Linked DNA regions of Homo sapiens: region 1 is linked to region 2. A link is a contact called in ENCODE Hi-C or POLR2A ChIA-PET data. All regions are on one chromosome and are shown on one strand. Each heading gives the region's core, a stretch centred on a gene start or an enhancer-like site at or near the end of the contact. The rest is flanking DNA. Distances are from core to core; before and after follow the strand shown.

Evidence for each region. A loop is a pair of places that touch in the nucleus more often than their neighbours do. ChIA-PET counts read pairs that join two places held with the same protein, here RNA polymerase II (POLR2A). Pooled maps may share reads with other maps.
Region 1: a pooled map shows a loop between it and region 2 (5-fold over the local background). The contact joins two enhancer-like sites. A Hi-C loop is called at or near these places in 3 of 168 maps with a recorded cell type or tissue (MCF 10A, mammary epithelial cell and transverse colon), 3 of 37 single-sample maps with no recorded cell type and 10 of 50 pooled maps. POLR2A ChIA-PET finds 5 or more read pairs at or near these places in 8 of 52 experiments (BJ, CD4-positive, alpha-beta T cell, Panc1 and 4 more).

What each region holds. Positions count from the first base shown.
Region 1 is chr9:36,761,890-36,768,941 of GRCh38, reverse strand. No RefSeq gene overlaps it. Among named protein-coding and RNA genes, the nearest start is that of MIR4475, 58 kb to the left of the region's middle. RefSeq lists enhancers at 2,912-3,071, 3,592-4,110, 4,111-4,629. Within about 2 kb of position 2,906, at least 5 of the 41 ENCODE cell types and tissues checked have a DNase peak (open chromatin) inside an H3K27ac peak, as active enhancers do.
Region 2 is chr9:36,726,838-36,734,225 of GRCh38, reverse strand. No RefSeq gene overlaps it. Among named protein-coding and RNA genes, the nearest start is that of MIR4475, 93 kb to the left of the region's middle. Within about 2 kb of position 2,490, at least 3 of the 41 ENCODE cell types and tissues checked have a DNase peak (open chromatin) inside an H3K27ac peak, as active enhancers do.

The DNA of each region.
Region 1 (7,052 bases), core at 1,657-4,156, 34 kb before region 2:
TGCCACCCAGCTGTGTGGGCCTGGTAGTACTGCCTGGCATACCCCCCCACACACACTCCTGGGCCCCCTCTCCCACCTCGCTGGGACTGCCATCAATTTCTGCTCATCAGCAGCACTTACAGTAAATGGATTCATTTGTGGCAATGGGAGCTGAGAGACAAAGGTGACAATATAATTAAGGTTTTTAATTCTATGCCTGAACAGTTAAGTCCAGAACTCATGATAATTAGCGGGCTGTAATGAAAGATCTTTAATCGTTATTTTCCCTTTGTTTCCTATAATTGTTCATTTTGGCCAACTACATTTGTCCTTTCATTTGAATCTGGCTGCACAGTTCTATGTCACTTTCATTATTCCTGTAAACTCTAAAGAAAATATGTTGTGGAGCTGGTCATTTACAAAGTCGGTGGCGAGATGGCCTAGGGAGCTCAACCATGCACATCTGCTGATGGGGGCCGTGGCTACTTTCTGGAGGAGAGGAAAACTGGGCTTCAGAAATCCACAGGACTGGGGATGTGTCTACAGAAAAGCAAGACTCACAGGAGAATGAGAAAGCAACAAGCCCTTCACAGCTAAATGGGCCACACAAGTTGGTTTGCAAACTGGTTCTTAGAGAGATGATTGTTACTACACAAGTTCTCGATTCTCAAATGTATGCATTGTTTTTTCACATGTTGGTGTTCCTGTTAGAATGTATCTTATAATTGGTGTGTATATTTAATGTCATGTCTATCTTTTGTATGTCCTGCAAAGTTGTCGATGAATTGACAGTGTTTCCTACAGTTGATGGCACGTTAGAATTGATAAATCATGATGAAGGTACCATCCAAACAACAAGTAACTTATTGAGGACCTGCTACATCCCTGCTCTCATGGTCTGTACAGCCTGGAGGACCATCAACTCAGCCTCCTCTCCAATCACTGCTGGGTGGCCAGACAGGACATTTTTCACTTGCTATGAACTGCTTGAACCCTGATTCAACTATGGATTCAGAGAGTCAGATTTCTTACAGGCAAGTGCCTCTCAGGAACCAGAAAATGGAAGCAAGAAGGCTGGAGGCTTCTAGCAAGGAAATGGCAGAACCCAGCCCAGGACTGGAGAATGGTTCAGCTGGGAAAATTGGGATTGTGATAGAAAAAGGAAAACCACTCTGGGACAGGTTATAGGGAATGCACTGGGATATGCGGGACACCTGGGCAGACCTATGTGGCTTGTGAGACATCCCATGCATTCCCCCCTCCCTCCACTCCTTCTCTCAGTCCTGAAAGTCGTTTGCCCAAGGCCACACACAAGCTCATATATTTCTGGAGAGGATTAGGGATAATCTGTGCCTCTTCTGATGTACTGCCCTTCAACTCAAGGTTCTGGGTGTTGCCTCATCTCAAATTGCCTCTAATTGCCATAAAGAGGAAAATTCAGCCACCTCAACAGAAATCTTCTTGCTCTTCCCCAAGTTGTTCTACACACAAAGTCAGAGTAATTATTTGAAAATCACATGGTGCTTCCCTGTAAAAATATTCAGTGGCTTCCCAGTATCCCGAGAAAAAAACCATCTAAACTCCTATTATAAAAACATTCGAAGGAGTTCTGCACGGCCTGCTCTCCTCTGCTCTTACCTCGGACCTCCCCGTCTAGCCTGGCTGCTTCGCCCTACATGCAGCACACTCATCTCAGCTTTGGGGACTTCTCTCATGTTGTTCCCTCAGCGTGGAGACTTCTCCAACTGCCAATAGTGCCCTGCTCTCTAGTTCAGCTCAAATGTCACTTTCCCAGTATTGCTACCTGAATTATGCCCCATTATTTTGTTTCTTGACACACTTATTCAATGTGTAATTATAGAAGAGACTGCGGGTTTGTTTACTGTGTTTCCACCCATAGATGGTGAGGCCCATGAGGAGAGGGTCTGAAGGTGTTTCCTCAGAGCCCAGACCATTCACATAGATCACCGTGTATCTTCAAGTCTGCATTCTGAAAGCTCCCGTGTCACTAAAAGTATGACAAAATAAATGCATTATGGGAAAGAAACAGAAAGGAAGAGAAGGGAAGAGAAGAGAAGGAAAAAAGGAAGGAAGGAAGGAGGGAGGGAGGGAGGGAAGGAAGGAAGGAAGGAAGGAAGGAAGGAAGGAAGGGAGGGAGGGAGGGAGGGAGGGAAAGAAAAAGCAAAAAAGAGCGTAGACCAGCGCCTGGTACAGGAAGCACTGAATCCATTTTGTTAAACCAGAGCTAACCCTTGAAGGCCTCTTTCTAGATGAAAAGGAACCTGCCAGGCGCGGTGGCTCATGCCAGCACTTTGGGAGACCCAGACGGGTGGATCACCTGAGGTCAGGAGTTCGAGACCAGCCTGGCCAACATGGTGAAACCCGTCTCTACTAAAAATGCAAAAATTAGCTGGGCGTGGTGGCGGGCGCCTGTAATCCCAGCTACTCGGGAGGCTGAGGCAGGAGAGTCGCTTGAACCCGGGAGGTGGAGGTTGCAGTGAGCCGAGATCACGCCACTGCACTCCAGCCTGGGAGTCAACACTGAAACTCCGTCTCGAAAAAAAGAGGAACCTGAGGCAATGGAGACCCCCTGAAGGATGAGGTCTGGGGTTGTCACACAGGAAAGCAGCGGATGAAGGCGCAGCCCAGAGCCCTTCGGGGGCCTCTCAGGCCACCAAGCAGCCCGGGAGTCCCGACAGTTCGCCTCTGGGGCCTCAGTGTTAGGGACGGGGAGAGGCGGGGCTTCCTCCGCGGGGGCGGTGCCTCGGCCCAGTTCCAGGGGCGGGCTCTTCCTCAGGGAGCTTCCTCATTGGCTACCCACTCGCCCAATGAAGTTCCACCTCTCGGAGGTAGACGCTCTACCCAAGTGGGCCCCTCTCTATGGTCCCACTTCCTCCCGCCCAGAGTCTCCGGGGAACCACAACACGTTACCCATGGGCACCTGTGAAGCTGAGGCAACCTTCTGGACCCCAGCGCACGCTCTCGGCCAGCTGTCTTCCTGCTCGAGCCCCTTATGCACAGGAAGTCTCACTCCTCGCCGAAGAGCAGGTTCATCTATTAATTCAGTCAACCAACACGCAACACCTGCTGTGTGCCAGGCTTTGTGCAGGCGCTGGGGGCATAGGAGGTGATCCGGTTTCTTTCTGTGCATTCTCTCTTACTCTCTTAGAACCATCTCAGACACAGCCTGGGCTTAGTGACCTCCACGTGTGGGACATTCTTGTTTGCTCAGACGTCCCTCCTGGAGATCTCCAGTCCTCCTGGATGCTTGTCCCACAGTCCCCCTCCAGCACGACATGAGTCATTCGTTTATTTACTCAAAAAATATTTAGCGATCACCTACTAGAAGCCGACACTGTTGTAGGTTCTGGGGATGGCGCTGTGAACACGGCAGATGGAATTCGTACTCTCTTATATGCTGATTGAGCAAAGACAAGAAACAAATAATAGATGAATGTGATTGTTTGCCATGCAGTGATCACTGCTGTGAGGAATGAAAGCTGGGCCCCACGGAGGAGACGATGTTTCCGCAGATGGCTCTGGTCGAAGAAACATCAGTTCTCCCCACACCTGTTCCTCCTCTTTCTGTCAGTGGCGTCTCCAGTCTCTCCTGACCAGAAAACCTGGAGTCCCCAGCTCTTCCCCTGTGGACTCCATCCCATGTCCCTCTCGCACCGGCCCACTCCCTGCACGCCTTCCCGTCCTCCCCACCTCGTCTCTTCCCTCCCTTCCTCTTGTCTCATTCCTGTCCCCTTCTAACTCATCTTCGCCCGCCGCTGCCAGGGTCGCCTCCCATCCATAGCTGCTTAAAGACCTGCGGTGGTGACCAGGTGCTCTCGACAGAAATTGCATAATTCCAGCTTGATAATCAGTGTCCTCCACAATCTTGTCCTAGCTAGCCCCCCAATCTTATCCTTCATGACAATGTTTTGCACCCCCAGCATGGGGACTTGGCGGTATGTTCACAGCGTTTACCTCCTCTGACCCCCTGCTCGCCGCTAGTTTCCTCCTCCTGAAGGCCCTCCTCCACCCTTGGTGGCTAAGTGCCGGCGCCACCTGCCACCTGCGCCACCTGCCACCTGCCACCTCCTCCTCCGAAATTCCTTCCCTCACACGCGCACACACACATCACACACACCACAGCACACACACACCACACACACACACCACTCACACACACCACTCACACCACACACACACCACAGCACACACACATCACACACACCACAGCACACACCACTCACAGCATACACACCACAGCACACACACCACTCACACACATCACACACACCACAGCACACACCACTCACACCACACACACCACAGCACACACCACAGCACACACACACACCACTCACACGCACCACTCACACACCATTCACGCACCACGCACACACCACAGCACACAGACACATCACACATACCACTCACACACACCACACACACCACAGCACACATACATTACACACGCCACTCACACACCACAGCACACACCACTCACACACCACACACAGCACACACACATCACATACACCACATACACCACACAAACACACCACACACAAACCACTCACACCACAACACACACATACCACACACACCACAGCACACACACACCACACACACACCACACACACCACAACCACTCACCACACACACCACTCACACACCACAGCACACACACAACTCACACACACCACAGCACACATGCACTACATGCACCACTCACACGCACAAAACAGACACACCCCACTCACACACACCACCTACACTACAGCACACACCATTCACACACACCACAGACACCATTCACACACACACAACTCACGCACATCACACAGACCACATACACAACCACACACATCACACACACACACACCACATACACCACAACACACACACCACATAAACACACTACACACCACACACACACACATCACTCACACATGCCACTCACACCATACACCACTCACAATACACATACCACATACACCACACCACACACAAACATCACACGCAAAGACAACACACACATTACTCACCACACATACACCACATCATACATGCACACGCACCACACATACACATGCACCACACATATGCCACGTCACACACATCATACACAAATACACCCCCCACACCCCACACAAACACCCCACACAACTGTACACACCACACAGCTGTCGTCGTGGTCCTCCTTCCTCCAAGGCCCTCAGCGCCTTACCTGCCCCTCTCTTGACCCAGCAGTTGCTGAGCTGCTTCAGGACAACAGCATTTCCCAGCACATGTGGCCCCCTGAGGCAGTGCCACAGAAGGGAGTGACTGAGTGCGTGTTCACCCTGTGACCTTAGACTATTTAAGCCCTCTCTGCCTCCGTTTCCCTATGTGTAAAATGAGGACCAACTAGGTGGATATACATCAGTACTTAAAACAATGATTGACAGTCCTACTGACTGTGATGGTGACCGTAACTAGTCCTGGGTAGAGGAGTCAGAACGACGGTGCGGAAGCAGATGCCAGCTCAGATCTCAGGGAGGGCCTCGGGGTCGATCCACCCCAGGTCAGCCTAAGTCAGTCTCTCCCAGGTCTCCCCTCCTGCCTGACAGGCTGGTAGGACCCGGGAGGATACCCAGCTGGATGCTCTCCTCCCCCCAAAAAAGCTGGGGAGATGCCTATCCTTACATATTACCCACACTCCACGCACACACACACACACCTGCTTCCATCCTGTGACTGAGCCCTGTTCCTCCACTCCCAGCAGCCGCCACCAGGGAAGGTGAGTCCTCAAGGTCACCCGACAGGCGCTGGGCTGCTGGGAACCAGGCATTGTCTTCGGTTGCTGGGGTCCCGAGGGAGCTCCCCAGGCGCCTGGAGAGCTTATGGCCACCCTGACGGGCCATGTGGGGCGAGAGTCAGGCTCTCTCCCTCCCAGGATGGATGGGGTCCATTTGCCAGCACACTGAGAAGTCAGGAGCTCACAGTCACCTTGAGCAAGGCTCTCCTCACCTGAGCAGCGCATCCCTCACTGGAGATGGCAGAAGTGCTCACGTCGCTGCCTGCCCCTGTCTGCATGACACCAGCCTGCCACAAAGAGACTTCAAGGTCCTCTGTAATCCCCACAGAGGAACCCAGGCCTCCCTCCCAGCTCCAGAGGAAACTTTGGGGAGTCCCATTGCCTCCCTATGCCCCCACTTCCCCCCATGTGAAATGGTAGTACACCCCAGCCTGGCTCCCTCCTGCACAGTGTTGCAGGAGACGGGCTAGGGAGAGGGATGGGTGGGGAATGGAGACTACTCTCTCTATGCTCATCTCCCAGGAGGTAGGTGTCAGACCCCCTGAACCTCACCCCCATCTCAGGTGGTCCTACTCCAGGGGACAGAGAGGGAGGGGTTTCAACCCCACAGTTCCCCCAATCCCAGCTTCAAGCTGTTTACCTGCAGCTACTCAGCCAGGTAAACAACAATCCTTTGCAATTTCTTTTTTTTTTTTTTCTTTTTTGAGACAGAGTTTCACTCTTGTTGCCCAGGTTGGAGTACAGTTGCTTGAGCTCAGCTCACTGCCACCTCCGTCTCCCAGGTTCAAGCGACTCTCCTGCCTCAGCCTCCCGAGTAGCTGGGATTACGGGCACCTGCCATCATGCCTGGCTAATTTTTGTATTTTTAGTAGAGACGGAGTTTCACCATGTTGGCCAGGCTGGTCTTGAACTCCTGACCTCAGGTGATCCACCTCAGCCTCCCAAAGTGCTGGGATTACAGGCGTGAGCCACCGCACCCAGCAATCTTTTGCAGTTTCTTCAATGCGTTGATCCCAATGGGAAGACAAGATGATGACAAAGGTCCCAGGAGTGACGTGTAACTGAGCACCTCTGTGTGCCACATGCTTTCCAGGTAAAGCTTGCTAGAATCTCACAGCTGCTGTAGGAGCAGCATCACTATTGCCCCACTTCACAGATAAGAAAACAGAGGCCCAGAGAGGTGACATTATTTCTCCAAGGGCACACAGCTTCTGAATGGTGGGACTGAGATTGAAACCCAGGAGGCTCTGGTTTTGGTGATGATCTCCACTCCCTTGGG
Region 2 (7,388 bases), core at 1,241-3,740:
CAGGACAACTTTTGTGCAGGGCAGATTTGGCCTTTAAAACGAGCTTGGCCTTTGACACTGCAACTCCAAACATAGGTACTTGTTTAGAGGATTTCCTGTAATGCCAGCACTTTGGTAGGCTGAGGCAGGAGGATTGCTTGAACCCAGGAGTTCAAGATCAACCTGGGCAACAAAGCGGGACCTCATCTTTGTCTCTACTAAAAATCCAAAAAAATCAATCGGGTGTGGTAGTGCACTCCTGTGATTCCAGCTACTCGGGAGCTGAGACGGGGGGATCATTTGCCCCCAGGAGGTGAGGCTGCAGTGGGCCATGATCATGTCACTGCACTCCAGCCTGGGTGACAAAGACCTTGTCTCAAATATATATATTTGAGACAGGGTCTCACTCTGTCACCCAGGCTGGAGTACAGTGGCTCGATCTCGGCTCACTGCAACCTCCACCTCCTGGGTTCAAGTGATTCTCATGCCTCAGCTTTCCGAGTAGCTGGGACTACAGGCGAGTGCCATGGCACCAAGCTAATTTTTTATTTTTTGCATTTTTAGTAGAGATGGGGTTTCATCATGTTGGCCAGGTTGGTCTTGAACTCCTAGCCTCAGCCTCCCAAAGAGCTATGATTACAGGCATCAGCCACCTTGCCCCGACAAAACCCTGTCTCAAATTTTATATATATATATATGGAATTTGTCTGGAGGAAATAATTAAAGATGTAAAAATTTCAGGAATTTTATTCCAGATTCTGCTTACAATAGTGAAAAAAAAAGGAAACAAACCAAATATCTGATCATTAGGGGCTGGTTAAAGTATGATACAACCATTTGATGGAATATTGTATATCCAGTTAAACACATAGGTTCACAAAACCATTAGTAACACAAAATTATTTGTTGTTAGGTTTTCTAAAAAGAAGGCTACAAAATAGTGTGCAGAGTAAAATCTGTGGAAAAAAATTAGTTGAAAGAAATACTCCAAAGTATTGACAATGGAGTAATGAGATTGATAACTGAGCAATGGGATTGTAAATGCCTTTTATCTTCTTTTTGCTTATATGCATCTTCTACATGCTCTGTGGTAGCCATTACATTTTTAATTTTAAAGCAATAAGTTATTTATGGCAATAATAACTATTCTTTCTCTGTCCCCAGGATGAGAGTGATGAACAAATCAGAGGAGCTGAAGAAACCGGACCACATAGTGGATCATAATGTCACTGCCCACCCACGGGCCCTGCCTCTGTTCTGTGTCCCATGTACTTATTTATGACTCCGCCGGGCCTGATCCTGCACTGTTTTCTCTTACAACTATGTACATGCCCATCTCTCTTGAAGAGGTCACTGAAAGTGGAGACCACCACGTCTTGTCATCATCACCCAGTCAGAGCTTGTCCCAGAATGGCTACCCAGTGAATGAATGTCTGTTGAATTACCCTGAATGGCCGTCCCCTAGAGCTAGACTGCTTTGGAGGCACCTCCCTGCCTGCCAGGTACCTTTGGAGGGGTCTGTTAACCTTGTCGGGGCCAGACCCACAACCCCTGTTCTCAGCACCGTTCCTCCTGGAAGACCACCCACAGCTTGCTGGTCCAGGAAAACCTGAACTACAATCAACCCCTCCTCTGTGGGCAGTGGGTGTACAAAGGCTTTCCTGAATATGTGTTCCCTGGAACTTCTTAACCCAGGGCTTAGGTCAAGGATTCTCAGCCCGCTCTACAGACAAGGAAACAGAGGCTCTGAGAACTGGAATAACCTGCCCACAGTAGAACCACTGAGAAGGGAAGGATCTACTCCTAGACCCGAGTCCAGTGCTCTGACCCCATGCTCACAGCATGCTGCTTAGCTCAGAGCAGCAGAAACCCAGATCCAAACAGATTCTGAAACCTGCAGGCAGTGCTGGCTTTGGTCTCCAGCACCACCATTCACTAGCTATTGTTAAAGCAAACTAAATATGGCCTGAGAAGAATTCCGTCCTTCTTTTTTTTTTTTTTTTTTTTTTTTTGACATGGAGTCTCACTCTATCACCCAGGCTGGAGGGCAGTGGCACAATCTCAGCTCACTGCAACCTCCGCCTCCCGGGTTCAAGCGATTCTCCTGCCTCAGCCTCCTGAGTAGCTGGGATTACAGGCACGCACCATCACGCCTGGCTAATTTTTTACATTTTTGGAAGCAACAGGATTTCACCATATTAGCCAGGCTGGTCTCGAACTCCTGACCTCAAGTGGTCTACCCACCTCAGCCTCCCAAAGTGCTGGGATTGCAGATGTGAGCCACCGCACCCAGCCAGAACTCCATACTTCTATATCTGAGTCCTTGTGGACAAACTGTAACCTAGCTTAACAGGCTGACAAGATTGAAAACCTAACTTAGGAGTATGTGCCTGTAACAACAGCTGAGTTTTGTCCAATCCCAGCGGCATACTTCAACCACTCATAGACCACTAAGTGTTTAAACTGTGTTCAAATAAGGCAAACGCCAAACTGTGAGCAATCAACTGTTTCTGTACCTCACTTTCGATTTCTGTACGTCACTTCCCTTTTGTTGTCTATAAATTTGTTCTGACCAGGAGGCATCCCTGGAGTCTCTCCAAATCTGCTGTGATTCTGGGAGCTGCACGATTCTCGAATCGTTCATTGCTCAATTAAATTCCTTTACATTTAATTCAGCTGAAGTTTTTCTTTTAACACTATGTAGCTTGGAAAGTCACTTTCCTTCCCAGAGCCTGTTTTCTCATCTGTAAAGTGGTCCTAATAACCTCTGTCTCAGAGGGTTCTTGAGAGGATTACATGGCATGGGGAAGCTCCTTGCACAAGATCTAACTCTGAGTATGCAATTTCTCTCCCTGGTCAGATGAACTTTTGACAAAGGGCTGCCTCCAGACATGGCTGCCAGGTTGGGCCTTGTTCTATTTCTCCATGGGAATGGCTCTGCCTTCCTGTGTCCTCAGCTCAGCAGGAGCTGCCCAGGAGGTTGGCCGGCAAACAATGCCACAGCCTCCTCCCTCCCCGCCTCCGCCCCTTACCCAAAAAAGGGTTCCAAATGCCTTCTATAGCTTCTTTCCTGGGCAGAGAGGGAGGGTGGGAGTAATGAGAATAAGAGAGGAGACTGACAGAGTTGGTCTCTGCCATGGGCTTCATCATGGATATATCACCTTCTACAGTGCACTGAATGATGGCCCCAGTATCAGGGTCTAATTCCCAGATTAGACTGTGCACTTACCTTATACAGCAAAATAGACTCTGCAGATGTGGATAAATTGAAAATGAGATAGATGATCCTCGATTATCTGGGGGCAGGGGATAAATACAGTCACAAGTGTCCTCATAAGACAGAGGTAGGGGGAGATGTAACACAGGCAGAGGAAATGGTAGTGTGGCCACAGAAGCAGAGATTGGAGAGATGTGGCCCCAAGCCAGGAACACAGGCAGTCGCCAGGTTCTGGAAGCCACGAGGAAAGGAATCTCCCTTAGAGCCTGTGGAGAGAGCATGGCTCCACCAGCACCTCCGTTTCCACCCGGTGAGACTGATTTGAGGCTTCTGGCCTCCAGAACTACAAGAGAATAAATTTCGGTTGTTTGAAGCCACCAGCTCTGTGGCCATTTGTTACAGCAGCCACAGGAAACTGATACACTCACCCTTCCTGAGTCCACATAAAAGCTCTGTGATCCCAAACTCATAAACCCCAAGGACTAAATAAACCTTCCTGTTAAATCATGAAGAAAGGGACTCACTCTGGGATTACCCACAGTTATTTGACATCATATGTCACCTTCTGAATGCCAGAGGGGCCAGTACAGGATCCAGCACAACCTTGGTGTTCTTGGAGAAGGGTCAGGAAATCCCAAAAGTACTTCACCAGCCCCAGAACCCTGTGCCTGGCACAGCTTAGCTGTGCTCATTTATATGCGGGGCAATATGTTTACTTTTGTTTGAGAAAAAAAAAGGGTCCAGATTCTTTAAAAAAGGACAAAAAAAGGTTTTGTCATGGTCCCAAAGAATGCAGTTTTCGGAAATGAAACAGCAGCAGAATGAATTGCAAAGGCTACTGGGCTAGTCTAATGTCTTCCTATATAGGCCAAGAAACCAATGCCCAGAGAGGGGAAGGAAGGGACTTACCCAAGGACACACAGCCAGTCAGCCAAGATGAAGCTGTAACTTGAAACTTCCAGCTCCTCCCACCCTGACACACACACACACACACACACACACTCACTCACTTGGATTCCGAGTACTCCTCAGTTTGCTAACTTTCATCCTCAAGAAGTTTGTTGCATTAGTTTCCAAGGGCTGCTGCAACAAATTACCACAAACTGGGTGGCTTAGAACAACATCAATGTATTGTCCCGTATCTCTGGAGGCCCAAAGTCCAAAATTAAGGTGTCAGCTAGCCATGGTCTCTCCAGGGGAGAAATCCTTCCTTGCCTCTTCTAATTGCTGGTGGTTCCTGGCAATCCCCGCCATTCTGGGACTTATGAGTGCCTTCACATGGCCTTCCCCTCTGCATGTCTCTCTGGGTCTCTGTCTCCTCGTCTTATAAGGACACCCATCATTGGATTAGGGCCCACTAGCATGACCTCATCTTTACTTGATTACATCTGCAAAGACCCTGTATTGCATTCACAGGTTCTGGGTGGACAAGTGTTAGGGAGGGATGCTATTCAACCCAGTATACATCTATTTATGCTCTTTATCTAGACAGATGAGGATCAGGGGTTTGAAAGCCCAGCAATAGCCTAATAATTAAACATCTGAAGGCTTTTCTCTGTGCCCCTCTCTGTCCTCTGTATGGTAGTAACCTATGGCCAGTTCTTTGGCCCTATCTAGCCTGTGCATTTTTTGCAGGCAAACACTGTGTCTCCAGCCCCCTAACATAGCCCAGACACAAAGGAGGAACTTGGAAGCATTTGCTGAACAAATGAATGAAATGAGACATTTGGAAGCACAGCCCAAAGAATGTAATTTCCAGAAGTGAAACAGCAGCTAAATGAATTGTAGCAATGTTGGCGCTCACTTCTCATACTCTTGTAGCCTCCTGCTTTCACAGTGGGCAACTGACTTGCTGGGAGTCCAGCAAATTTCCGGGGAATCTCCCTGTGGGAGTCAGGAACAAAGCTGGCATTTGGCAACTGGCCAGCAGGGGGCAGGATGGTCTCAGGGACAGAGCCCCAGAGGCTGGAGCTTGGCTCCACTTACCCAGCAAGCAAACCCTCCCAGAATCAGAGCGTTTCTGATTGCAAGGACTCTGCAACCTACTCTGACTCCTCTTTGTTCTTCTTTTATTTTCCCTTTTTTTTCTCATTAGGTCAGTACCAATGAGTCTTCTTTGAACAGATAAAGAAAGTGAGGCCCAGACAGGGGAAGGGACTCTCCCAAGCTCAGAGAGAGTTGGGATCCATAACTCCAGACCCCATTCCCTGGGCCAATTCTAGTACTGCCTGCAGGCTTCGGTCTCCCTGGGACCAACTCTAAACAAACAAAAAATAAAAGAGCTTATCAATGAAACTTGGGTCTTTTTAAAGGGGCTGCCCCCTGACTCAACTAAATATACACAATGTATATGCTCCGACCTGAGGATGCCACTTCCAGAAATGTAGCTTACATGCACACAAGGATGTTCATTGTGGCGGTGTTGATAGTAGAGAAAAACTGGAAGCAACATAAAAATTGGAAACAACCACTACAGGACTGCTTTAATAAATGATGACACAGCCAGGCCCAGTGGCTCATGCCTGCAATCTCAACACTTTGGGAGGCCAAGGCAGGTGGATCACTTGAGGTTAGGAGTTCAAGACTAGCCTGGCCAACCTGGTGAAACCTCATCTCTACTAAAAATACAAAAATTAGCCGGGCGTGGTGGCGGCGACCTGTAATCCCAGCTACTCAGGAGTCTAAGGCTGGAGAATCGCTTGAACCCAGGAGGCAGAGGTTGCAGTGAGCCAAGGTCACACCATTGCACTTCAGCCAGGGCAACAGAGTGAGACTCTGTCTCAATAAATAAATAAATAATGACATATCTGTTTTGTGGAATACTGTATAATCATTAAAAATAAATTTTTAGAAGAATATGTATAAAGAAAAAAATTATGCTAGAAAACTGAGGAAATAATACATATTGTACATTCCTAATATTTTAAAATTCCTTGTGCATATAAAATATAATTTGTGGTTCCAGAGGTACTCACTATTTAGTACTAATTTTCTATATATGTATTTTTTAAAATTAGACCTTACAATATTAAAATAAATATATTAATTTTAAATTAAATATATACATAGTTTTATATACACACACACGCACACACATGCACATGCACGCACACACGCACACACACACGCTTAGACCTTAGACCTGGGTAAGTGTGGTCCATGCCTTAGATCCCACAATTCAAAGTGTTCGGCATTTCATAAACACACATAGGCAAATAGTTATTATGAAGACAGTCACTTCTGTTACTTGCGACCTGGTGTTCAGTGCTGCATAGCGTAACCCTAAACATTAACTTGGGACTAACATCATCAAGACCCAGGAGATGTGTCTCCAGGTCTTGTCCTCTGTCTTTGAGACAAAAGGGACTGAATCCCAATGCCACAACACCACGTGGGCTGTGCTGTGGCTGACATCAGAGATGGACGACGCTTCAGAGTACAGGGAAAATTTGAGCAGTGGACGTGCTTAAGCATGTAAGAGAATAGACAAATTAATTTGTCAAACACTTCCTCTCAGGTAGCGTGGAATGCAACATTTTCTTACATAACAAAGTATAGTCTCCCAGCAGTGCCAAGTGTCCATTTCCTTGCTTTTCTTCATGTTCTAATTCATGGTTCCAGAGGAACCTAACAGCTGAAGACTATTCTGCAATAGCAAACGATTCATTGCACTCTTAAATTTCCCTGCGTGTAGGTCCAGACATAATATGTATGAAGTATATCAGTTCTTTACATTGACAACTATAGACCCTGGATCCTGGCCATTCAAATAGCATAGAGTTTTGCTATTTTTAATACCTAATGGAATGTAATCAAACGTTTTTAAAAAATTTTAATGTCTGCTTTACAGAAATAATTTTCATCTAAATTTTTAAGATTTACTCATTGTAATTTGAGTTTTGCCTTTTGGTCTTGACAGATAATTTTGAATGTTTCAGAAGAAAATCTTTCTTAGAAAAAATGATTTAAATATTAAATATTTAAACATATGGTATGTGGAACTCCAATTGTACCCTTGCCCTGGGCCCTTCAAATGTAAGATCTAGGCCTGTGTTTAGAACACAGATTCTAATAGAAAATACACCAGAATGTCAAAGGAAGTTGACTCTAGATTATTGGATTGCTGTGATTTTTATTTTATTCTTTTGGATTTTTGTCTATGTTTCTAGATTTTCTAGTATTTATCTAGTCA